Regions from separate parts of the Homo sapiens genome. Here region 2 is linked to region 1. The links are chromatin loops, found by intact Hi-C in ENCODE. Cell type or tissue: dorsolateral prefrontal cortex. All regions are shown on one strand. Links, peaks and the distances in the headings refer to the core of each region. The heading gives the core; the rest is flanking DNA. Region 1 overlaps ASTN2 (astrotactin 2). Region 2 overlaps ASTN2 (astrotactin 2).

The links. A loop is a pair of places that touch in the nucleus more often than their neighbours do. Peaks named below come from ENCODE experiments on the same cell type or tissue, not always from the same donor. Only the 100,000 strongest peaks of a DNase experiment are listed, where the experiment ranks them.
Region 2: a loop joins it to region 1, with 8 times the contacts of the local background. A loop is called at or near these places in 14 of 110 quality-filtered maps.

What each region holds. Positions count from the first base shown.
Region 1 is chr9:117,067,557-117,079,135 of GRCh38, forward strand. All of the region lies in intron 5 of ASTN2 (astrotactin 2), which reads right to left. Among named protein-coding and RNA genes, the nearest start is that of SNORA70C, 110 kb to the right of the region's middle. RefSeq lists enhancers at 3,581-4,173, 4,174-4,766. In dorsolateral prefrontal cortex, for the core only: CTCF peaks have their summits at 6,173 (motif pointing right) and 6,372; a DNase peak (open chromatin) is centred at 6,185.
Region 2 is chr9:117,398,224-117,409,802 of GRCh38, forward strand. The region is part of intron 1 of ASTN2 (astrotactin 2); the gene reads right to left. Among named protein-coding and RNA genes, the nearest start is that of ASTN2, 11 kb to the right of the region's middle. In dorsolateral prefrontal cortex, for the core only: a CTCF peak has its summit at 9,623; a DNase peak (open chromatin) is centred at 5,498; H3K4me3 peaks cover 1,735 bases; H3K27ac peaks cover 6,331 bases.

The DNA of each region.
Region 1 (11,579 bases), core at 1,660-9,659:
GCTTGATGGGGATGGCATTGAATCTGTAAATTACCTTGGGCAGTATGGCCATTTTCATGATGTTGATTCTTCCTACTCATGAGCATGGAATGTTCTTCCATTTGTTTGTATCCTCTTTTATTTCCTTGAGCAGTGGTTTGTAGTTCTCCTTGAAGAGGTCCTTCACATCCCTTGTAAGTTGGATTCCTAGGTATTTTATTCTCTTTGAAGCAATTGTGAATGGGAGTTCACTCATGATTTGGCTCTCTGTTTGTCTGTTGTTGGTGTATAAGAATGCTTGTGATTTTTGTACATTGATTTTGTATGCTGAGACTTTGCTGAAGTTGCTTATCAGCTTAAGGAGATTTTGGGCTGAGACAGTGGGGTTTTCTAGATATACAATCATGTCGTCTGCAAACAGGGACAATTTGACTTCCTCTTTTCCTAATTGAAGACCCTTTATTTCCTTCTCCTGCCTAATTGCCCTGGCCAGAACTTCCAACACTATGTTGAATAGGAGTGGTGAGAGAGGGCATCCCTGTCTTGTGCCAGTTTTCAAAGGGAATGCTTCCAGTTTTTGCCCATTCAGTATGATATTGGCTGTGGGTTTGTCATAGATAGCTCTTATTATTTTGAAATACGTCCCATCAATACCTAATTTATTGAGAGTTTTTCGCATGAAGGGTTGTTGAATTTTGTCAAAGGCTTTTTCTGCATCTATTGAGATAATCATGTGGTTTTTGTCTTTGGCTCTGTTTATATGCTGGATTACATTTATTGATTTGCATATATTGAACCAGCCTTGCATCCCAGGGATGAAGCCCACTTGATCATGGTGGATAAGCTTTTTGATGTGCTGCTGGATTCGGTTTGCCAGTATTTTATTGAGGATTTTTGCATCAATGTTCATCAAGGATATTGGTCGAAAATTCTCTTTTTTGGTTGTGCCTCTGCCTGGCTTTGGTATCAGAATGATGCTGGCCTCATAAAATGCGTTAGGGAGGATTCCCTCTTTTTCTATTGATTGGAATAGTTTCAGAAGGAATGGTACCAGTTCCTCCTTGTACCTCTGGTAGAATTCGGCTGTGAATCCATCTGGTCCTGGACTCTTTTTGGTTGGTAAAGTATTGATTATTGCCACAATTTCAGCTCCTGTTATTGGTCTATTCAGAGATTCAACTTCTTCCTGGTTTAGTCTTGGGAGAGTGTATGTGTCGAGGAATTTATCCATTTCTTCTAGATTTTCTAGTTTATTTGCGTACAGGTGTTTGTAGTATTCTCTGATGGTAGTTTGTATTTCTGTGGGATCGGTGGTGATATCCCCTTTATCATTTCTTATTGTGTCTATTTGATTCTTCTCTCTTTTTTTCTTTATTAGTCTTGCTAGCGGTCTATCAATTTTGTTGATCCTTTCAAAAAACCAGCTCCTGGATTCATTGATTTTTTGAAGGGTTTTTTGTGTCTCTATTTCCTTGAGTTCTGCTCTGATTTTAGTTATTTCTTGCCTTCTGCTAGCTTTTGAATGTGTTTGCTCTTGCTTTTCTAGTTCTTTTAATTGTGATGTTAGGGTGTCAATTTTGGATCTTTCCTGCTTTCTCTTGTGGGCATTTAGTGCTATAAATTTCCCTCTACACACTGCTTTGAATGCGTCCCAGAGATTCTGGTATGTTGTGTCTTTGTTCTCGTTGGTTTCAAAGAACATCTTTATTTCTGCCTTCATTTCGTTATGTACCCAGTAGTCACTCAGGAGCAGGTTGTTCAGTTTCCATGTAGTTGAGCGGCTTTGAGTGAGATTCTTAATCCTGAGTTCTAGTTTGATTGCCCTGTGGTCTGAGAGATAGTTTGTTATAATTTCTGTTCTTTTACATTTGCTGAGGAGAGCTTTACTTCCAAGTATGTGATCAATTTTGGAATAGGTGTGGTGTGGTGCTGAAAAAAATGTATATTCTGTTGATTTGGGGTGGAGAGTTCTGTAGATGTCTATTAGGTCCGCTTGGTGCAGAGATGAGTTCAATTCCTGGGTATCCTTGTTGACTTTCTGTCTCGTTGATCTGTCTAATGTTGACAGTGGGGTGTTAAAGTCTCCCATTATTATTGTGTGGGAGTCTAAGTCTCTTTGTAGGTCACTCAGGACTTGCTTTATGAATCTGGGTGCTCCTGTATTGGGTGCATATATATTTAGGATAGTTAGCTCTTCTTGTTGAATTGATCCCTTTACCATTATGTAATGGCCTTCTTTGTCTCTTTTGATCTTTGTTGGTTTAAAGTCTGTTTTATCAGAGACTAGGATTGCAACCCCTGCCTTTTTTTGTTTTCCATTTGCTTGGTAGATCTTCCTCCATCCTTTTATTTTGAGCCTATGTGTGTCTCTGCATGTGAGATGGGTTTCCTGAATACAGCACACTGATGGGTCTTGACTCTTTATCCAATTTGCCAGTCTGTGTCTTTTAATTGGAGAATTTAGTCCATTTACACTTAAAGTTAATATTGTTATGTGTGAGTTTGATCCTGTCATTATGATGTTAGCTGGTGATTTTGCTCGTTAGTTGATGCAGTTTCTTCCTAGTCTCGATGGTCTTTACATTTTGGCATGATTTTGCAGCGGCTGGTACCGGTTGTTCCTTTCCGTGTTTAGTGCTTCCTTCAGGAGCTCTTTTAGGGCAGGTCTGGTGGTGACAAAATCTCTCAGCATTTGCTTGTCTGTAAAGTATTTTATTTCTCCTTCACTTATGAAGCTTAGCTTGGCTGGATATGAAATTCTGGGTTGAAAATTCTTTTCTTTAAGAATGTTGAATATTGGCCCCCACTCTCTTCTGGCTTGTAGGGTTTCTGCCGAGAGATCCGCTGTTAGTCTGATGGGCTTCCCTTTGAGGGTAACCCGACCTTTCTCTCTGGCTGCCCTTAACATTTTTTCCTTCATTTCAACTTTGGTGAATCTGACAATTATGTGTCTTGGAGTTGCTCTTCTCGAGGAGTATCTTTGTGGCGTTCTCTGTATTTCCTGAATCTGAACGATGGCCTGCCTTGCTAGATTGGGGAAGTTCTCCTGGATAATATCCTGCAGAGTGTTTTCCAACTTGGTTCCATTCTCCCCATCACTTTCAGGTACACCAATGAGACGTAGATTTGGTCTTTTCACATAGTCCCATATTTCTTGGAGGCTTTGCTCATTTCTTTTTATTCTTTTTTCTCTAAACTTCCCTTCTCACTTCATTTCATTCATTTCATCTTCCATTGCTGACACCCTTTCTTCCAGTTGATCGCATCGGCTCCTGAGGCTTCTGCATTCTTCACGTAGCTCTCGAGCCTTGGTTTTCAGCTCCATCAGCTCCTTTAAGCACTTCTCTGTATTGGTTATTCTAGTTATACATTCTTCTAAATTTTTTTCAAAGTTTTCAACTTCTTTGCCTTTGGTTTGAATGTCCTCCCGTAGCTCAGAGTAATTTGATCATCTGAAGCCTTCTTCTCTCAGCTCGTCAAAGTCATTCTCCATCCAGCTTTGTTCTGTTGCTGGTGAGGAGCTGCGTTCCTTTGGAGGAGGAGAGGCGCTCTGATTTTTAGAGCTTCCAGTTTTTCTGTTCTGTTTTTTTCCCCATCTTTGTGGTTTTATCTACTTTTGGTGTTTGATGATGGTGATGTACAGATGGGTTTTTGGTGTGGATGTCCTTTCTGTTTGTTAGTTTTCCTTCTAATAGACAGGACCCTCAGCTGCAGGTCTGTTGGAATACCCTGCCGTGTGAGGTGTCAGTGTGCCCCTGCTGGGGGGTGCCTCCCAGTTAGGCTGCTCGGGGGTCAGGGGTCAGGGACCCACTTGAAGAGGCAGTCTGCGGGTTCTCAGATCTCCAGCTGCGTGCTGGGAGAACCACTGCTCCCTTCAAAGCTGTCAGACAGGGACATTTAAGTCTGCAGAGGTTACTGCTGTCTTTTTGTTTGTCTGTGCCCTGCCCCCAGAGGTGGAGCCTACAGAGGCAGGCAGGCCTCCTTGAGCTGTGGTGGGCTCCACCCAGTTCGAGCTTCCCAGCTGCTTTGTTTACCTAAGCAAGCCTGGGCAATGGCGGGCGCCCCTCCCCCAGCCTCGCTGCCGCCTTGCAGTTTGATCTCAGACTGCTGTGCTAGCAATCAGCGAGATTCCGTGGGCGTAGGACCCTCTGAGCCAGGTGTGGGATATAGTCTCATGGTGCGCCGTTTCTTAAGCCGGTCTGAAAAGCGCAATACTCGGGTGGGAGTGACCCGATTTTCCAGGTGCGTCCGTCACCCCTTTCTTTGACTCGGAAAGGGAACTCCCTGACCCCTTGCGCTTCCCAGGTGAGGCAATGCCTAGCCCTGCTTCGGCTCGCGCACCGTGCGCGCACCCACTGGCCTGCGCCCACTGTCTGGCACTCCCTAGTGAGATGAACCCGGTACCTCAGATGGAAATGCAGAAATCACCCGTCTTCTGAGTCAGTCACGCTGGGAGCTGAGACCGGAGCTGTTCCTATTCGGCCATCTTGGCTCCTCCCCCACTCCCATTTTACAGATTAAGACATTGAATCCAATTGCACAGGTAGTAAGTCACATTGCAGGACTTGAAATTCATACACTTCAAGTCCATGCTCTTAAACACTACATTATGCAGAATTATGGGGCCTCCTACAAGATACCCCCTAGTCCGTTTGCTGAGTAATAAATTATTCTATCGTTTCCAAGAATGAAGCCTCTTTGGAATAGCACACATCCTTGAATTTATCTTGTTTGGTATTCCAGCTCCTTGGGAGGCCTCTAAATTCATATCTAATACAGACTTCTCTAGTCTCAGCTGGTTTGAGACACTGTGGATCGTAATGCTGAGAGTATGAAAACAAATGCCTTCTGCCCAAACCATCATCTTTCAATTACAAATCACTCTGTCAATTTGCAAGTGTTTTGGATGCGAACATCTTGCAGTCTGGCACTAGTTAGAGCTGAGAAGAAATTGAGAGAGGATACATGGGGAGAGGAAGAGATGAAAAGAAGAATGAATCAAGGATAGAGGAAGGAGAAAGACAATGGAATCGTCAATTTGAACAGATGTTTAGAACTCATCTAAGTCAGGGCCCTTTGTAGCATAGTTCCAGGGGCCCTGATCTCATGGATCTATGAATTGGAATCCAAGGAGTGGAATGGTGGCTCCTGGAGTTGTGAAATATCATGACACAAAGTCCAACTTTATTTATTTATTTATTTTTTTAGCAGTGGGTGAAACTAAGGTATATAGAATTTAAGTGGCTCCTCTAACAAGTGTCAGCAAAGTAATGGCAGAACTAAAACCTTTGACTTCTAATTCAGTGCTCTGTAGCATACAAAGGGTTAGGTATCCAAACATAAAAGAAAACATGGAGGTATGGACAAAGAGTGATTTGCAGGTAAGGCAAAAGAGTTAAGACTTCAAAGAGGAAAAACAAGACGAAGAAGGAATAGAGATGAAGAGAGATCAAGAAGATATCTACAAAAGAGAAAAGGAGGGATGGAGAACAAAAAGACAGGGGCAGAGAATCTGTAAAAAACAGAGAAAGTCAAAGATGATATAGTGCAGCACAAATTCAAACAAAATGAAAGAGAAAGACTGCCGAAATAAAAATGCAGGGTTAGATAACTGGTTAGTCGCTCTCCGATGAAAATATCTAATGCACCCCCCTTGCTGGTATGCATGAGGTCCTGGCCTCTTAATGAGTCCCCAGGCTTCCTATGACCAGGCCTGGCTGACCTCCCCCACAACTCATTCCGCTCAGCTTCCTGCCTCTAGGGGTGTCTTCTGCAGGGACTGTCCTGCTTCTCCACTCCACTCCTGGATATTGCTTGGTTCATTCCACCTAATCCTTTGCAATATCATCTATTTCAGGGAATCTTCCCATCCCCTCTTCCTACTGTCCACCCTCCAGTCCAGGCAGGGTTGTGAGACCCTCTTCTGGATCCCACAACAGCCCACAAACTCCCATTATATTATTTATCACAATGGACGGCTAATCTCTGTTTTAATGTTACCATTTTTCTCCCAACAGACTGTAGATTTCCTAGGGCCAGGAATTAGGTTGGATTCATCTTGTATCTCCAGCAATTACTGCAGGGTGAAAAATATACTGTTACACTCAATGCATGACTGATGAATGAATGAAGGGACAAACCACTCCTTCTCTCAGGAGTGACAAATTATGTCGACAACCACTGGGGGGTGCTCTTGGGTAACTCCAGCAATGGGCCTGGGGGAGCAGGCGGTGGAATTTCTCTGTTACAAACACCTCAGCAAAGCAGAGAAGGCAAAAGTGATACCAAACTGGAGAGATCCTTCTAGACTTCACCAGGTGAGGCTGAGAATGGAACAAAGCCTGCCCTAGTGGATGAAAGAATAAAATGAAAGTCAGAGAAAATGGACTCGAGTCTATGGAACTGGTTAGCTCTGTGGTCTGGGGGAGTCACTCATCACTGAAGGGCAGCAGTTCACTTGATTCACACAAGCCCAGGCGATGGCCATTATTATCCCCGGCCCTCACCTGCCGGGAATAGAAGGATGAATGAGCAAGACAGCGTTCTGTTCTATTGAGGAAAAAAAAAAAGACCTTAATAGTACAGGAATGGGGTTATCTGGGATTCTTATTCTAATTGCCAACATTTATTGCATATTTTCTATGTCAAACATGATTCCGAGCACTAGCAATGCAGGTCTGAGCAAGTCACTGCCCCATGTTGCCCGTTCTCTAGAGGAGGAGGAGGAGGAGGAATAGAGACGTGCAAGACTAACCACAATTTTAAGAAAGGAACGAGGGTTTGATGACAAAAGAGATATAGGTAACATGCCACCACAGTGACATTTGGTCTGAGGGATCAGGGAAAGCTTCAGAAAGGTGGTAACATTTTTCCCAACCAGACCTGCTGGGACATTTAGGTTTTATTAGACAGAGCTGAGTCAACATGATACTCTAGGCTGATGGAACAGCCCAGCATATACTAGCAGGCGAAGATGTGCAGGGTGTGTTTGTGGAAGTGTGAGCAGAAGATGGAATGGAAGTAAAGGCTAGAGAGGTGGATTTGGCTAATATTAACAGCAGGCAGGATGCGCTGTCAGAACAGCAGAAGTGGCAATCGTTGGGGTGGAAGTGGCTGCAGCTACAGGGACCACAGTAGCAGCTGCTTTGATGGTGCAGGGTGCCAAGAACTATACTAAGGGCTGTGTATACAATACCTCTTTCAATCCTAACTATCTACGTATCTATCTATATATTATGTAAATACACATACATATGTATATGCATGCATGTGTATATTTATGTATATGCATAGGAATGTCTATTTTATCAACATGTAGTTTTTATTTCCATTTCCTAAGTGAAGACCATGAGACACAGAGGGGTTAAATAACATATCCAAGGTGAGTAAGCAGCGAAGTCATGATCTACACCGAGGTCTGTAAATTTCCAGAGGCAATGCTTTTAAATGCTATACTACACCTCACCCACTGTCAGGCTAAGAAGTTGAGAATTTATCATGTAGGCCAAGAGGGAGACACCAAAGGTATCTAAGGGAATAACACAATCTAACAAATGTTTTCAGAAGATGACTCTAGGGCCACTCCTGCCCCAACATCCTTGGGCGATCCCTGCCCTCCTATTTTTAATGGAGCCCCTTCTGGGGCAAGAAGGGGTGGACATGGTCCATTTGTAGCAGTCCCCAAATCTCCCAAAGGAGTCCAGGATGAGCCCAGCCCCTCTGACAAATGCTCCAGCCTCCCCTAGCCCCAGGGAGTGATTTATCAGCACAGCGTCAGCGCCTCTGCCCAGCAGCCTGTGATCCAAGGCTGGCGGCCCAGGCTGGGGTTTTTAATTAGCTGAGAGAGGGAAGAGTCAAGCCCTCTCAGATGGAAAGAAAGAGACACACCAAGAAGGCTCATGAATCCTGAACCAAGGACCCATCGACTAGAGTCTGGCAGTGGTGGGCAGATGGAGGGGAAGGGGGAGGGGGAGGAGGAGGAGGGGGCAGGCTGATTGTCTTTTTGGCAATTTCATGGTCTCCCTTGTTTTCTGGTCCAGACACTACAGGGAGAATGGGAATTCAGACTACCTTTCACACAGGAAACCCTGGAGTACACCCTTTTCTAGTGTGACTTTGTGACCAGAAGTCAGAGAGCCTAATATTTAGCTCCATCTTTGCCACTGACCTTCTATATAATTTGAGGTAAAAATTACAACTTAAAAGCTTTCAGGCTTTGGAGTTAGACACAAGCTTAATTCTCTTTTCCATGCTGTTTACTAAAACTGTGACTCAGTCAAGTTGCTTTTCCTCTCTGTGCCTCAGTTTTCTCATCCATCAAGTCAGGACAAGATCTCATATTGTAAGGGCTAAATGAGACAGCACAGGTAAATTACCTGTATTAAGAAGAGAGGTTCCTCCAGTCTCCTGAAGAGACCTTCAGCAGGCATCCCACCATTTAACTCCAGGGTCATTTCAGATCACAAGAATCATACTGAAAGCCTGCTCCATAGGCCCTGGGGATACAGAGCTGAGTGAAGTAGTCTCTGCCCTTGCAGGCTTCACAGTCTGGTTGGAACAGACAATGAGATGGGCAGTTACAGAGAATATGAGAGAGAGCTGTGATTGGGGGTAGTAGTGAATTCCATGCTGGCATAAAGGAAGGGCACCTGCTGAGCTTCGTGGACACCTGGTAAGCACGCTGGAGTGGGGAATAGCTGAACTGATTTTTAAAGAACAAGATGTCACTGTTGAGGGTGAAAAGGCAAGAGAAGATTATCCCAGACAGAGGGGACTGCGTGATTAGAATAAGATGGAGCAGAATGCCTGGCACACTGTAGGTCTTCAAAATAATTTCTGTCGAATAAAGGAAGGAAAGAAGGAAGGAGAAAAAGAGGGGGGGATAGAAGAAGGGAGGGATTCATCTCATTGAAAGTTTGAGGGGCAGAGAGTTGAGATGACACTGGCTAAGTGATTTGAACTTTATTATAATGACAAGGAGAAACCATCAGAAGGTTTCAACAAAAAAGTGATGTTTTCAGACGTGTGTGGTAGAAAGGTCACTTTTGGAAGTTGGGATGAAGAGGACAAGAGTGGGGTGAAGGAGACCAGTTAGGAGGCTGTTACAATAATTCAGGTGAAAATGACACCAACTTGTCTAAGGCAGGGGCAGCGGGGGTGGAGGGAGAGAGCATCTCCTTTAATACAGGATGTAGTCACAGACCACACCTACCTACCTGCCTCATGTGGTCCAGCCCCATCACCATGACAACAGCCTCTTTAACATCCCTGGCCATAAAGAGATAACAACTCTTACATCTGTTCCTGGAGGTCCTGCCTCTATATTTTTTTCCTTTCTTTTTCTTCTTTTTTCCCCTTTGATTGTATCTGATCCAGCCTTACTGGGTAATTGAGTGTTTGAGAGTGAAAAATTATCTCAGCAGCTTGGCCCTTATCTTGACAGTGAAGCAGCACTTTTAATTTAATTTTGTTCAGAGACGCATGGGTAACAAATTTCACTAATCGCCCGGCTGTTGCCCTCTGCATGGTAACGAGCCGTTTGTTACCAGGCAGCCCAGCATAAATACATGTGGGAGAGCAGGCAGGGGAGAGAGACAGAGGTTGGGAGGAAACAAGGGACAGACACAATCAATATGAACCAGGCTTGGGCTCTGCCATCAGGTGGAGAAACAGAGATGGAAGGCCAACTGCATTAGCACAGAGAGGAGTTTTGGCGCGAGACTCAATGGAGCTCCTGTCCTTGTTCTGTCTCCTATCTGGGTGAAGTTCTGAGCAAGTGATTTAAACTTTCCATATTTTAGGGTTCTTATCTGTGAGGTGAGGTGGGGATGTTCACAATCTCTACTTCTCTGGGTTGTTGTAAGAGTTAAATGAGGAGCTATAAAGTAAGTAAGCTATAAGGTAAGTAAGCTATAAAGTAAGTAAGGAGCTGGCCGGGTGCGGTAGCTCATGCTTGTAATCCCAGCACTTTGGGAGGCTGAGGCGGGTAAATCACTTAAGCCCAGGAGTTCAAGACCAGCCTGGGCAACATGGTGAAAGCCCATCTCTACTTAAAATACAAAAATTAGGAAGCCATGGTGGCAAGCACCTGTAATTCCAGCTACTTGGGAGGCTGAGGCAAGAGAATCGCTTGAACCTGGCAGATGGAGGCTGCAGTGAGCTAAGATAGTGCCACTGCACTCCAGCCTGGGTGACAGAGCAAGACTCTGTCTAAATAACAACAACAACAACAAAACAAAAACAGTATCCCTAAAAACAATGTCATGATATTCTTGAGGCTGCTAAGGACCTTAAAGGAAAAAAAACCCTGGCCCTTCATCCAATGTTTGGATTTCTTTCAGAACATCCTCCACAGGTTATTGTTCAAATTTTGCTTGCATTCATCTAATGATGGGGAACTCACTGTGGAAGCAGACAAGAACTCTGACACTCAGAATTGTCTTGCTTATGCTGACCTGTAATATGCACCCTTCAAGTCCCAGCCTATGTTAGCACAGCCCTGCCTTCTTGACTTCTGTAAAGAGTCAATGCGCACCCTCCTTCCCAGGTGAGCTCCTCCCTTAGACTTGTATATAGAAATAATATTGTTTCTCACCACACCCAAGTCTTCTTGTATCCAGCTAAAAATATCCTGTAGAGCATCAGAGCTAGAATAGCCTTTATAAGTCATGTAACACAACATTCCACTTTATATATTAGGAAACTGAGGTCCAAAAAGAGGAAGAAAATTTTAAAAAATAAGTTGTTATTTTTTGAGTGCCCATTATGTTTTCTCCCTGTTTCCAGTTTTCCACCATTATTTCGTCAGGCATCTGTCTCTATATTTTTATCCATTGAAGAGCCATCCTTGATTTATGGTCTTTTGTATCCCAAAGCCATTACTCCAAAGCACCTCAGCCATGGACATATGACTCACACTGCATTATCTTACTTTGGTTAAAAAATAAAAACAAAAATACCATGTTATTAGAAGCACCGAATTGGAGAATCAGGAAAGACATTACAGAATTGTAGTTTATTTAACCAGAGAAGAACCGAGGCCACAGAATTTAATTGATCTGATATTCTCTATTATTTATTATACCCTCTATAGCTTGAAAATGGCTGGAGGGCAGAGACCACTAGTCTTAACCATCTATGCCTTGGTTCCTTAAGGCAATGATTCTCAACTATGGCTGTTCCTGGAGAGCTTTTTATTTTATTTTTATTTTTATTTTTTGAGATGGAGTCTCACTCTGCTCCTCAGTCTGTAGTGCAGTGGCACGACTTTGGCTCACTGCAACCTCCACCTCCCAGGTTCAAGTGATTCTCCTGCCTCGGCCTCCCAAGTAGCTGGGATTACAGGTATGGGCCACCATGCCCTGCTAATTTTTGTATTTTTAGTAGAGAGGGGGTTTCACCATATTGGGCAGGCTGGTCTTGAACTCCTGACCTCAGGCGATCTGCCTGCCTCGGCCTCCCAAAGTGCTGAGATTACAGGCTTGAGCCACTGCACCCGGCCATCAACTATGGTTGCTCCTGAAGAGCTTTTAAAAAGATGGTCGGGTGCAGTGAATCACACCTGTAATCCCAGTACATTGAGAGGCCATGGCAGGAGGTTC
Region 2 (11,579 bases), core at 2,315-10,314, 330 kb after region 1:
TTAATTATAAGACGGACAGTAAGATTCCTTCAATCACACTACCACCAAAAAATGTGGAAGGAACATTAACCATCTCCTTTCCAATATATTGTACATGGAGAATGGAGGCCGATGCTGTGGTTTGGACATAGTGCCATCCTTCTAAAATGTTTTTTAAATGTCTAAATGCATGTTTTGTTCAGATGAAATTGAAGCTCCAATGTTACAGGCAGCTAAGAGTGGAGCACCTCTGTAACAGAAATCCAGAGCAACTCATACTCCCCTGATCTATCATGGAGGCCAGCTATAGAAACCAGTGCCCTAATGAAAAGACAATTTTATCAATATCTCTGTGCCGCCTGCAAGAAACTTCAGAATGACCTTGGACAAATCTCTTCCCCTCTTTGGCACCAAAGGTGGCTATTCACAAACATATCTATTCCACATTCCCATAAGCATTCCAGCAAACTGTTTGTCATGGCCACCTTTGAGGAATGTGTTTGGGTGGAGGAGAGACTTTCAGGTTTTCCTTTACAATATCTCCGAATTGCATTAATGTGTTACAACAACCTTGTATTCTTTCTGTTAATATTTTTTGAGATGGAGTCTTGCTCTGCCACCCAAGCTGGAATGCAGTGGCACGATCTTGGCTCACTGCAGCCTCCGCCTCCCGGGTTCAAGCAATTCTCCTACCTCAGCCTCCCGAGTAGCTGGGACTACAGACATGCGCTGCCACATCCAGCTAATTTTTTGTATTTTTAGTAGAGATGGGGTTTCACCACATTGGCCAGGATGGTCTTGATCTCCTGAACACCTTGTGATCTGCCCACCTCGGCCTCCCAAAGTGCTGGGATTACAGGCGTGAGCCACCGCGCCTGACCCAAAATGTAAAATTGAGGTTGGAAATACAATAAACACACGTGTACTCTCTGCTGGAGTTACAGATATTAAAGAGAAATGATGTTTAACTTAGAAAGCTTACATACTAACAAGAAAGGCCGACATGCAATCAACAATATTTCTATGAAAATACTGACTGCACTGAATATACGAAATGCTTGGGAAATAACTGTTTTGGGGGGAGCCAGGAAAGTCATCTTAGAAGGAGTGAGGGAATATTCACGCTGGATCTTAAAAGATGGTAGTTATGAGGCAGAAAAGATATTTTTAAAATATATAATATTAAAGATAATCTGACATTTAAGTGAGCAAAATTTGAATTTTAGAGGACTATCTTCGTCTCTGTGCTTGGGTCGATCAACATTTTCCAAGTATTGAACCAGAGATGAATTTAGACGGCACATGAGTGTTTTAACTTCGATAGAGACATACTTACTTTTGCAGGCTATCTTCCATTTACTGAAAGTTATTTTGGTGTTTCATTCATGACAGTGATACAAAGTTTCCTTTTTAAAATAAATACAGCTAATCCCATTACTACTGACCTTATGCAATAAGGGTCTATGAGCACCCTGCTTTTCTATACCACTAGAGATCCAGCACAGGGTCTGGGATGGAAGGACCACTGAAGAATTACTAAAAGGTCTTAACACCAGGCAGAGATGCCAAGGTTTTCGGGTTGAATTGGTTTAGATTAGGAAATGGGAATAAAATTCATCCCCTATGCTAATCCCAATTGACTGGAAGTGATTGATGAGGCATTGCATTGAGAAAGAATCTCAGGCTATCATTAAATGATTGATTAGCAATGTCTGTCATGAATACAGAAGTGGACAGTGGCAGTATGGCCAAACATAATTTCCACTGATTATTCATTTATTCATTCAACAAATATTTATTGAGTATCTACTATATGATGGACACATCTGTAGGCACATGGGATTCTGCAGCAAACCAGACTGGATGATTTCTCCTCTCTCTTGGAGTAGCCTATGCAGCCCAATCTTCCCCTGCTTTCCTGAAAGAGACTTGGCTCTTACAATATTAATCTTCCCTGAGGTCAAAAAAGGACTGCCATTTATTTAAGGTCACACAACAAATCAATGGCAGAAACAGGACTAGACTCCAGGCACTACCTCCAAATTCAACACAGTTGTGTACTTACCAGACTTGAAAAACCTGTTTGGTTTTCCTAGCTCTGTAGCTGCCCTTTCTCAGCCATCAGTCTTTCCACCTGCTGTCCTTTTGTGGGGAGGACAGAACGTCTGTTCCCTCCTGGAAGCAGGGAGGCAAGTGAGTGGGGGCGATTCCCTAGAGGCTTCTGTGGTTTGGAGAGATGGATTAAAGAGGTCAGGACAATAAAAGAGAGAGAGAAAAGAGGGGAGGGAGGGACAGTAGGAACCCTGCCATTGGCAGACCAGTAATTGGTTACTTTGGGCAGTCCCCCTCCCTGGGGAAGGCTAGAGAGAAAGTAATTGAAGAAGATTCCCTGATAAATTAGTGCAAGACTGGGCTTGAAAACTCTAGTCGCACCTGGGTTCAGAGCTGAGTGTTTGATCTTCAGAGGCCCCAGAAAGGATAGAGAAGGAAAGGAGAAAGCTTTAACTGTAACTCCAGCCTCAGAAGTTCCCAGAGGGAACCCTTCTCTCCCTCCTGGGCTCCTAGGATCACTTAGTTTAATCTCATCACATTAGAGATGAGGGAAAGCCTGAAAAGAGGAAGAGACTTGACCACAGACACCCAGCAGAACTGGGACCAAAACCCACGATTCCTAGTTCTAGTCCTCTCCACCATATTACACTGCCTCTGGGTTCCATGAGATCTTTAACCACATGACTTGCTTCGAGTGATCCTAAGCTCTCTCCAGCTGCAAAAGAGGTAGGGAGGGGGCTGGTATTAGGGATTAAGGTACAGGCTTATTTACTTTTGTTTATTTAACGAGCACATAGGTAGCATGTACTAAGTGCCGGGTACTGCTGAACATACTTTATAAACTTTAGCTCCTGGAATCCTCCTCCTAATAAAAAACAGAACAACCTGATGAGGTAGTGATCCATCAGAAGTGGTGTTCACAAACTATCACCCTGATTTCTGCCCATTTTGTCAGGAAATATCTACTCAGAACCTACTATGTGATGTTCCTCAGCTACGTAGCTGAGGGAGCAAAATGATGAACAAGACACACTCCCTGCCTCCAAATACCTGTCAGGTAAAGGCTTTTAAAAATAATTGAGATAGCTGAGAGTGTGGTGTATAAGGGTGCTACTTTGGTCCGGGAAGACTACTTGGAGGAGGTAATATTTGAGTTTTGTGAGCAAGGGAGGAAATGGTAGAAGGCAACTCAGAGAAAAAGGCAAATTATTTAGGATTTTGCAGACACTGAAAAAGAATGAGGATTTTATCCTAAAAACAATGAGAAACAATTGCAGGTCGTAAACAGGGGAGTGGCAAAATATAATTTATTTTTTGGAAGACATCACTCTGGCTACTGTGTAGAGCAGAGGTTGGCAAACGTTTTCTGTAAAGGGCCAGTTAATAAATATTTTAAGCTTTGCAGGCTAGACACTCTCTATTGCCACTGCTTGACTTTGTCATTATAGACCATAAGCAGCCACAGGCAACACATAAACAAAGGAGTGTGGCTGTGTTCCAGTACATTTTTATTTATAGGTACTGACATCTGAATTTCATATGATTGTCACATGTCAACAAATATTATTCTTCTCTTGACTTTTTGTCAACTATTTTTAAAAAGTTAATAGTCTTATGAGCTGAACAAACAAACAAACAAACAAGCAATTGTTTAGATTTGGCCCATGGGCTATATATAGTATGGCATAAAGAAAGGACAGAGAAGGGAGAGGCAGCAGGAAGACCGGTTAGGAGGCTGATATGGGAAAGGATGGCAGCTTGGATGAAGGTGATGCCAGTGGAAACTATGAAAAGTTAATTCTGAAAATCTTTTCCTGTTGTTGTTTTTTTGAGACAGAGTCTTGTTCTGTCACCCAGGCTGGAGTGCAGTGGCACGATTTCAGCTCACTGCAATCTCCACCTCCCAGGTTCAAGAGATTCTCCTGCCCCGGCCTCCTCTGTAGCTGGGATTACAGGCACCTGCCACCACACCTGGATAATTTTTGTGTTTTTAGTAGAGATGGGGTTTCACCATGTTGGCCAGGCTGGTCTCAAACTCCTGACCTAAAGTGATCTGCCTGCCTCCGCCTCCAAAGAGCTGGGATTACAGGCGTGAGCCACTGCACCCTGCCTGAAAATCATTTAAGAAGCAAAACCATCAGGGTTAGCTGACTGAAAGGATGAGAGGCAAGGAAAACGATGAAGAATGACTGCTTAGCTTGAAAAACTAGGCTAATAGTTTGATTTCCTGAGATGGGAAGATGTGGGTAGAGCAGGTTTAGGGGGCAAATCACACATCAATAGTGTGATCCCAGACAAGAAGGAGAGAAACACAGGTTTCCTACGGGCTTCTGAATAAAATAAAGGACGCTCAGTTCACTTTGAATTTCAGATAGTCAGCGAGACATTTTTAGTATAAGTATGTCCAAAATACTGCATGGAACATACTTATACTAAACAAGTATTCATTATTTATCTGAAATTTAAATTTAAGTTGGCATCATGTATTTTTATTTGCTAAACAGAGCAACCCTACATGGAGTGGGGTGGGGTGGTGGTGGTGGTGTGATGGAGGGTATATAGGTCTCCAGGAAAAGAAAACCTAAGCCCAAGAGGAGAAAGAGAAGGCTCCTTAGAGATGACACCCCTTAGAGCAGATGCTAGAGCTAAGTCTAGGAGCTGGCCAGGTGAACGAGGAATACAAAAACAATCTAAACAGAGAGAAGAGAATAAGCATGTTACCCTCAGACATTTGCAAGTAATTAATGAGGCTAGAGCCTCGAGGGAGGAAAGGAACATTGGAGGATGAGGCTGAAGAGCTTCTAACAGGGCTTCACTTCACAGAGGTTTTCTAGGTAAAGGCCAGGGTGTCAATACACTTGCTGAAGTTCAGATTCCCAGGCCTCTCCCCAGGAGCCTCAGCAGGTCTGGCCTTGAGAGCCTGAGGTCTACCGTGATTCTGATGATCAGCTAACTTGAGGAAAGCCTGGGTTAAATAATCTGGGAACTCTTCCACCTACAAATCCTGGGAGCCAAACAAGTTGCTGCTGGCTGTAAAAGTCTTGAAAAGAGTAATTCAGATAATCAGAGGAAAGGAAGCATTGAATAAGTGTGCAGCCTCCCATGGGGACCCTCTAGAATGGAGCTCTGTCCATTTGGAGGACAATAGGGAATCCAGAATGTTTGTCAAAGGACCAGTCCTGCTCCTGAATAGTCACCCTGTCTGGCACCTGGCTCTAATTTGGTGCTATCTCCCAGCTCTGTGCAAGTAGACCAGACGTCTTCCTGTGCCTTCCCCCGATGCCCCACCCCCTTCCCTCCTCCGCCCTCAGCCACCACTGAAATGATTCCCCCAAATGCAGCTATTACTGTGACTGGAAATCTCTTTACTGCTGATTCTGCTAATGGAAATGTTCCTTCCCTTTTCGGCTGCTTGCAAAGCCACTCGTGACTTCCCTGGGTGCATGAGAGCAAGGCTTTGTCAGCCAGCCACCACCAGAAGGGAGAGGATTCTGCCCCGCCTGCTCCCACAACACCCACCTGCCTTAGACTCAGTCTCTAAGAGCTCTTCTGTCCCAACTGTCCTCAAACAACCCCGGAATTCCCTGCTTCCCCCAGCTTCCCCCAGCTCCAAGAGAATGAGCAGACATCAATGGTCAATTTCATCCTTTTTTGCCTTGCTGGGGAGGAGGGGAGGTGGAGAGAGGAGGCATAAGAGGAGCATGAGGGAGTGGAAAGAGGGGGAGGGGAAAGGAAATTTACATTCATTATTGATTCATACCTCCACCTCCTTCCAAAAAAAGGATTCCAGGTGGCGAAGAGGCACAGAGCCCAAGCTGTGTGCCAGATGCTGCGCTAGGTGCTTTGCACACACTATCTCCATAAGGATCACACAGCTTAGTGTAAGTAAAAAGTTAGCACAGTGCCCAGTGCTGACTAAAATGTGGTTATGGAGGGCTCTCCAAAATTAAGTGACTATTATGTTTTCTTCATGTTATTGATGGGTAAGCAGAGGCTCAGAGAAGTGGCATACATAAATCTAAAGCTAGGAATTAGCACATCTGGGATTTGATCCCAGGGCTTTTGGTCCTCAGACCTAGCAAAAGTCTCACTCTAGCACACTGCCACCATCAGAGGACCTGAGCTAGAGACTTGGTTGTGCTGTGGATTAGCTGCAGGACCTTGGAAAATGTATTTGTCTTCGCTACATAGATGAAGGAGTTGGGTTGGATCTCAAAGGCATCATTTTACCTCATTCTAATAATCTAGAAGGATACACTATATATTTGGATTTATATAGCATTATAATATATTACGTATGTGTGTGTATGTATGTATAATATAGATCCCACATTCAAGGAGGAAACACGAAAACTGCACAATGATGCTAAGGAGTACTGAGTGGAAAAATTTGACAAGGTTGAGCAGGAGTGAGAAGCAAGTTCACCTAGCCAGATAGCGGCTACATCTCAGACTCCAGACACCCTGATCATTTCCCAAAAAAGGACATAGAGCTTATACAAATTTCTCAGAGGACAAGATCACTGATCCCCTAGTAAACACTTGGCAGAGCATGAGGTGACAACTCTCTAAGAGTTGGGAGGAAGGAAGAAAAGGGGGAAAAAAAAGAAGGAAAGGGGATGGGGAAGAAAGGAGGGAAGGTGGAAAGAATAGAGGGAGGGAAGGAGAGAGGAAACCAAGAAGGCACAGAAACATAGGAGTTTGCTTGTCAAGTGGGTCCAGGAGTAACAAGAGGCATCTGGAGAGTATGAGACAAGGCCTAGATGCTGTCTTGGCAAAGCAGCAAGGAGCAAGCAAAGGGGCCTGGGGAGCTGCTAAGTCAGCTCCTGGCAGCACAGAACAAGGTGCTCAGTCCCTTGGGCCTGTGAGGCTGTCACACCTGAAGTTCCTATATAAGAAACGCCTGCAGCTTCTTGGTCATGAGAAGAGGATGACATAAGAAGTAAAAAAGTCTAGAGATGAAAAGTTGAGAGCATCTCTTGTTCTATGCAGCATGCAAGGCAGACAGAACATAGACTATGGAACCAGGCAGACCTGGATTTGGACTGAGCTTAGCTGTATAATAGCTGTGTGATCTTGGGTAGGTTCCTTCACTCCTCTGAGCCTCAGAACTCACCCTATAACATGGGATGAGCTACATCTGTCCTTCAGCACTGTAGAAAGAATAGATAACAAATGTACCATCATGGCACCTGGGACATAGTACATGTTACATAAAATGGTCACGGTTTTCATAGCCTATCCTATGTAGGATGATAAAGTCCAGTTACATTACAACTCTGGAATTCCAACTCCTCCTGTCCCCAGTTTCCCAGCTGCCCTTCCCTAAGATGGAAGGAAAACACATAGGGGTCAGTAGATCTGGGATCTGGCATCTGCTTTACCACAGGCTTGGTGACCTTGATTTCCCCATCTTTATATAGAAGTGTTTCAGTTAGATAATGTCCTAAATTTTTCCATTTCTGATATTTGATAATCCTGGAACCATGGTGTATCATTTCCCTGAAACTTGTATTGTCTCTTCGTTTGCTACAATGCAAAGTTTCTAATCATTTACCTGGTTTCCAAGCTGCTCAAGACAGAGTCTTCTCCAAACACAATGATCTTTCCTCTAATCACATTGTTCTCATTAGCCATCCTGCAATCACCCCAAAATAATCAGGAGACAGGAGAAGGTAGCAGCAATGGCTATGGGTGCTTAGAAGAGGGAAGGCTCTGTGGGATGGATAGTGTTTAGGCTCACTCTTAACAGGGTAGTGCAAATTCAGCCCATCTCAAGTTTTGTCTACTGTGGATTCTGGGATGACACTTAGCAAACACAGAGTTCTAGTTCTCTAAGATCTCCTGTACACCTACAATGTGCCAAGTAAAGGGTGAGTCACCACAGCCCCAGAGATGAAGGAGGTACATTAGCTGCTCACAGGGTACATAGGCAAACAGCGTGAGACACATGAGGAAACACACAGCGTAAATTCTGGTCTCACTCTGCTCCAAGCCACCATTACTTTTCATCAGTAGAGACTCCTTCAGGCTTTCCTGCACCCATCGTTGGTCCTGTACAGAGCAGCGTAGGGAATTCTTTTGAAACATAAGTCAGACCTTGGCACTGTTTTGCTTAAAATTCTACAGAGCTCTTGATTTCACTCAGAGTCAAAGCCCAAATCCTGACAGTAGTCTGTACAGCCCTACATGACTGTTCTTTTCTTCTCTGACGTCTTGTCCTGCCACCCCCCTCCTCCACCACCACTTGTTCACTGCATTCCAGCCACACCGACCTTCATGCTGTCCCTTGAAAGGTCCAGGTGTGCTCCTAAGCTAGATAATCAGCTAGGATTATCTAGCTAGGAGCTGTTCTCCGCCTGGAATGTGCTTTTCCTAGATGCTGCTTGGCTAACTCCTTCCCCTTCTTTTAGCCTTTGTTCCAATCTCACATTCTCAATAAGCTCTTCTCATTCTATCCTATTTAATATTAAAACCCGTCTCCTTATCTCAGAACTCTCGATTCTCTTTTCCCTTAGTTTTTTCCCTTTTCCATAGAATTTTTCATCTTCTCACATACTACATAACTTATTTACTTATTATGTCTGTTGTCATTGTCCCCTAACACACACACACACACACACACACACACACACACACACACACAACACAGAGGGATAAAAGCTCTCTGAATGCAGAGATCTTTGTCTTTTGTTCTCTGATGTATCCTAGGCACATAGAACAGTGACTCTCACATCACTGGTGCTCAGTGATTCAAAGGGCCTGGCTATGATTATAGCAGTCTTTATTGATAGTGGGCACCAAGGCTCAGAGTGTTCAACTCTGGTGCAGAGGGGTCAGAAAAGGCTTCAAAAATAAGTTGACACCTGAATTCGGTCTTGAAAAGCAAGAAGGAATTTCCCCAGGGGATGGTGAGGTAGAGGTGCCAAATAAGAAGGAAGGGTTCTTAGTAAAGGACAATCTGGCAGAGTGTGATCAGGGACCTTGTACTACTACAATAGGGAGAGGGAAATTCAACACCTTCAGAACAATGGGGAAGCAGTGAAGTGCTTTACAAGAGGATGGCCATTATCAGATTTGGGCTTTTAATAAAATCACTTTGTCTGCAAGTACGGAGGATGGATTAGAGGGGATAAGACTAGAGGTAGACAGATCAGTGCGTTGACTGTTGTAATTGTAGTAGAGAGAAGTGTTGAGGCCTGACCTTGACAGTGACTGCAGTGCTGGGGATGAAGAAGTAGTTTCCCTTCATAGTTTGTAACCTACAACATGCTTGTCAAATTTCAACTCACAGACTTGGATGCTTACATATTCCAGTATGCTAGTAAGAAAGCTACACATATTTCAGTTTTGAATCTTGCATTGTGTAGTCATCACCCACTCCTTTTCCATTCAAAAGGGAGTTCTTTTGGGGGGCTATTGTCCAAAAGAGCTATAGTCAGTAGAGAAAAGCCAGTGAAAGGAGAGAACAAGTGCTAGAAAATAGAACAACTCTCATTGAGCATTGCTGCCTGCCTCTTTCTGGGGGCAGAGAGGCTGTCTGCTCCATTGCAAGGAAAGAAAAACCAGCTCTCTCTCTCTCACTATAGTTAATCTTTTGTTGCCACTAGCTGGTCAGTATGAGAACGTGGGAGAGTATCAGCTCTGGAAAGGAAGCCTCCTCTAATGCTGCTCCACCCCAAGGTTAAACCCGACTCTTTTTTTCCTTTCCTGAAAAGAGCAGATTTCCTCCACCCACCCCCAAAGGCAGCTAGGGTGAGAGGCAGTGAGGCTTCCTTCTGCCCCAGAACAAAACCCATCAGCCCAGGTGCTTAGGATAGATTGGAGCCAATCAGTTGGATACTCAGGCAGGAAAACCAATTCAATTTCCCTAAGGAGATTTTTCCTTGTAGATTTTTTTTTTTTGGCAGGGGGAGAGGAAAGAGTGTCCCCCTTTATGATGCTGAACTAACTTGTAGAATCTGTGATATGTTTAAACCCAATGCCTTCTGTGAGAGGCCCAGCAATGTGATAGAAAGAGGCAGTGTGGGCTTCAAGACAATTGGGCTTAAATTTGGACTGTAGGGTAGGTTTCTTCCCTTATCTAGGCCTCAGTGTTACCATATAAAATAGAGGGGTTGAATTCAATGCCTTGTGAGTCTGTGATGCTGGGAGCCCATCAAAGTCGACGGTTGTGGTGACAGTTTTCCAGACTTCATTCAAGAGGTCGCTGTCAGTCTATCCTCCTCTCCCCACATCACACATATTCACAATGGCCTATGGCAAACAAGGCTTAGTGTATAACAAAGCAAGGAGGTGAGAAGCAGGAGGCCTTGCCAGCCAAAGGCCTAGTCAATCCTCCTGCTGCACCTGCTACAAATTAAAATCACAGAGTAATTTTGCAGACTGAGGTCCCAGTTCAGGAAAATGATCAAGCCATGGGTCATGCCAAAGCTTGCAGATCTGCCTAGGTTGGTATCACTGACCCCCCAAGAAACAGCAAATCTGGTCCACCTTGACCAAATCTAAGCCTTGCTAATGGTTGAAATGAGCTCTCCCCTCTCTCTGCCCTACACTGTCTCAATAACATAGTACTTTCTGAAGGAAGACAACGTATTTCACTCTGCCCTGAGCATTAAATAAATTTCATCGGCTTTGAGATGGAAAGAAGTGGGGTAGGGTATGGAGTGAGGGAAGTGAGTGGAAAAGAGTAGAAGAATTAGATCAGAGGCCACTAAACACCACCTCCCCCAAGACCCTTGTTTATAATGTCCCAGAAACCTAGACCATCACACCAAGATGGGAACTTGAAGTTTGACTGCTAACCAAATATCTCAATTAGCAGTAAAGGACTTGGTGACCAAATGAAGAAATAACATACATTGTTTTAATCCTATCTTTCTCTCAAGAAATCAAATTTTCTTGCTTCTCCATCCCAGAATCTTTCTCTCACACATAAGAAAAAAAAGTGGAATTGATGCTAATGAACATTCTGTGGTCAGAAACCCCTAGAGAAGACACAGCTCATGACTATTTATAAGGATTTTTTCCTCCCTCCAAAAAAATTACCATCTGCTTTGATTCAGCAAAAGGAGGTAAAAGCAAAATTGAGTAAGCACTCATTGTCCACCTTTAGAACCAAACCAGAAAGCAATAAGGGTATACAACGGTCTGCAAGGAAGTGGGTCCATTCTTCGAATGTCTGCCAAACGGAGGTCCAGTCTGTGCTTGAATACCTACAAGGTGGATTGTATTACCGTTAGGGGTCAGCATACTGGGTTGTTGGACAGCTCCAGGGGACACAGCCTCCTGTAGGGCTCAGCTCTATCCTCTCAGATCTTTCAAGACATTCGTTAGAATCAGACACCCTCCCCTTCTCCAACAGAAAACATACTCTTAATTTGTGTAGACTTTTCTTTAGGGACAGGGTCTCCCCCTGCCACACAGGCTGGAGTGCTGTGGTATGGGCACAGCTCACTGAAGCCTCAAACTCCTGGGCATAAGTGATCCTCCTGCTTCAGCCTCCCAAGTAGCCACCACACTCAGCTCATTGTTGACATTTAAAGGAA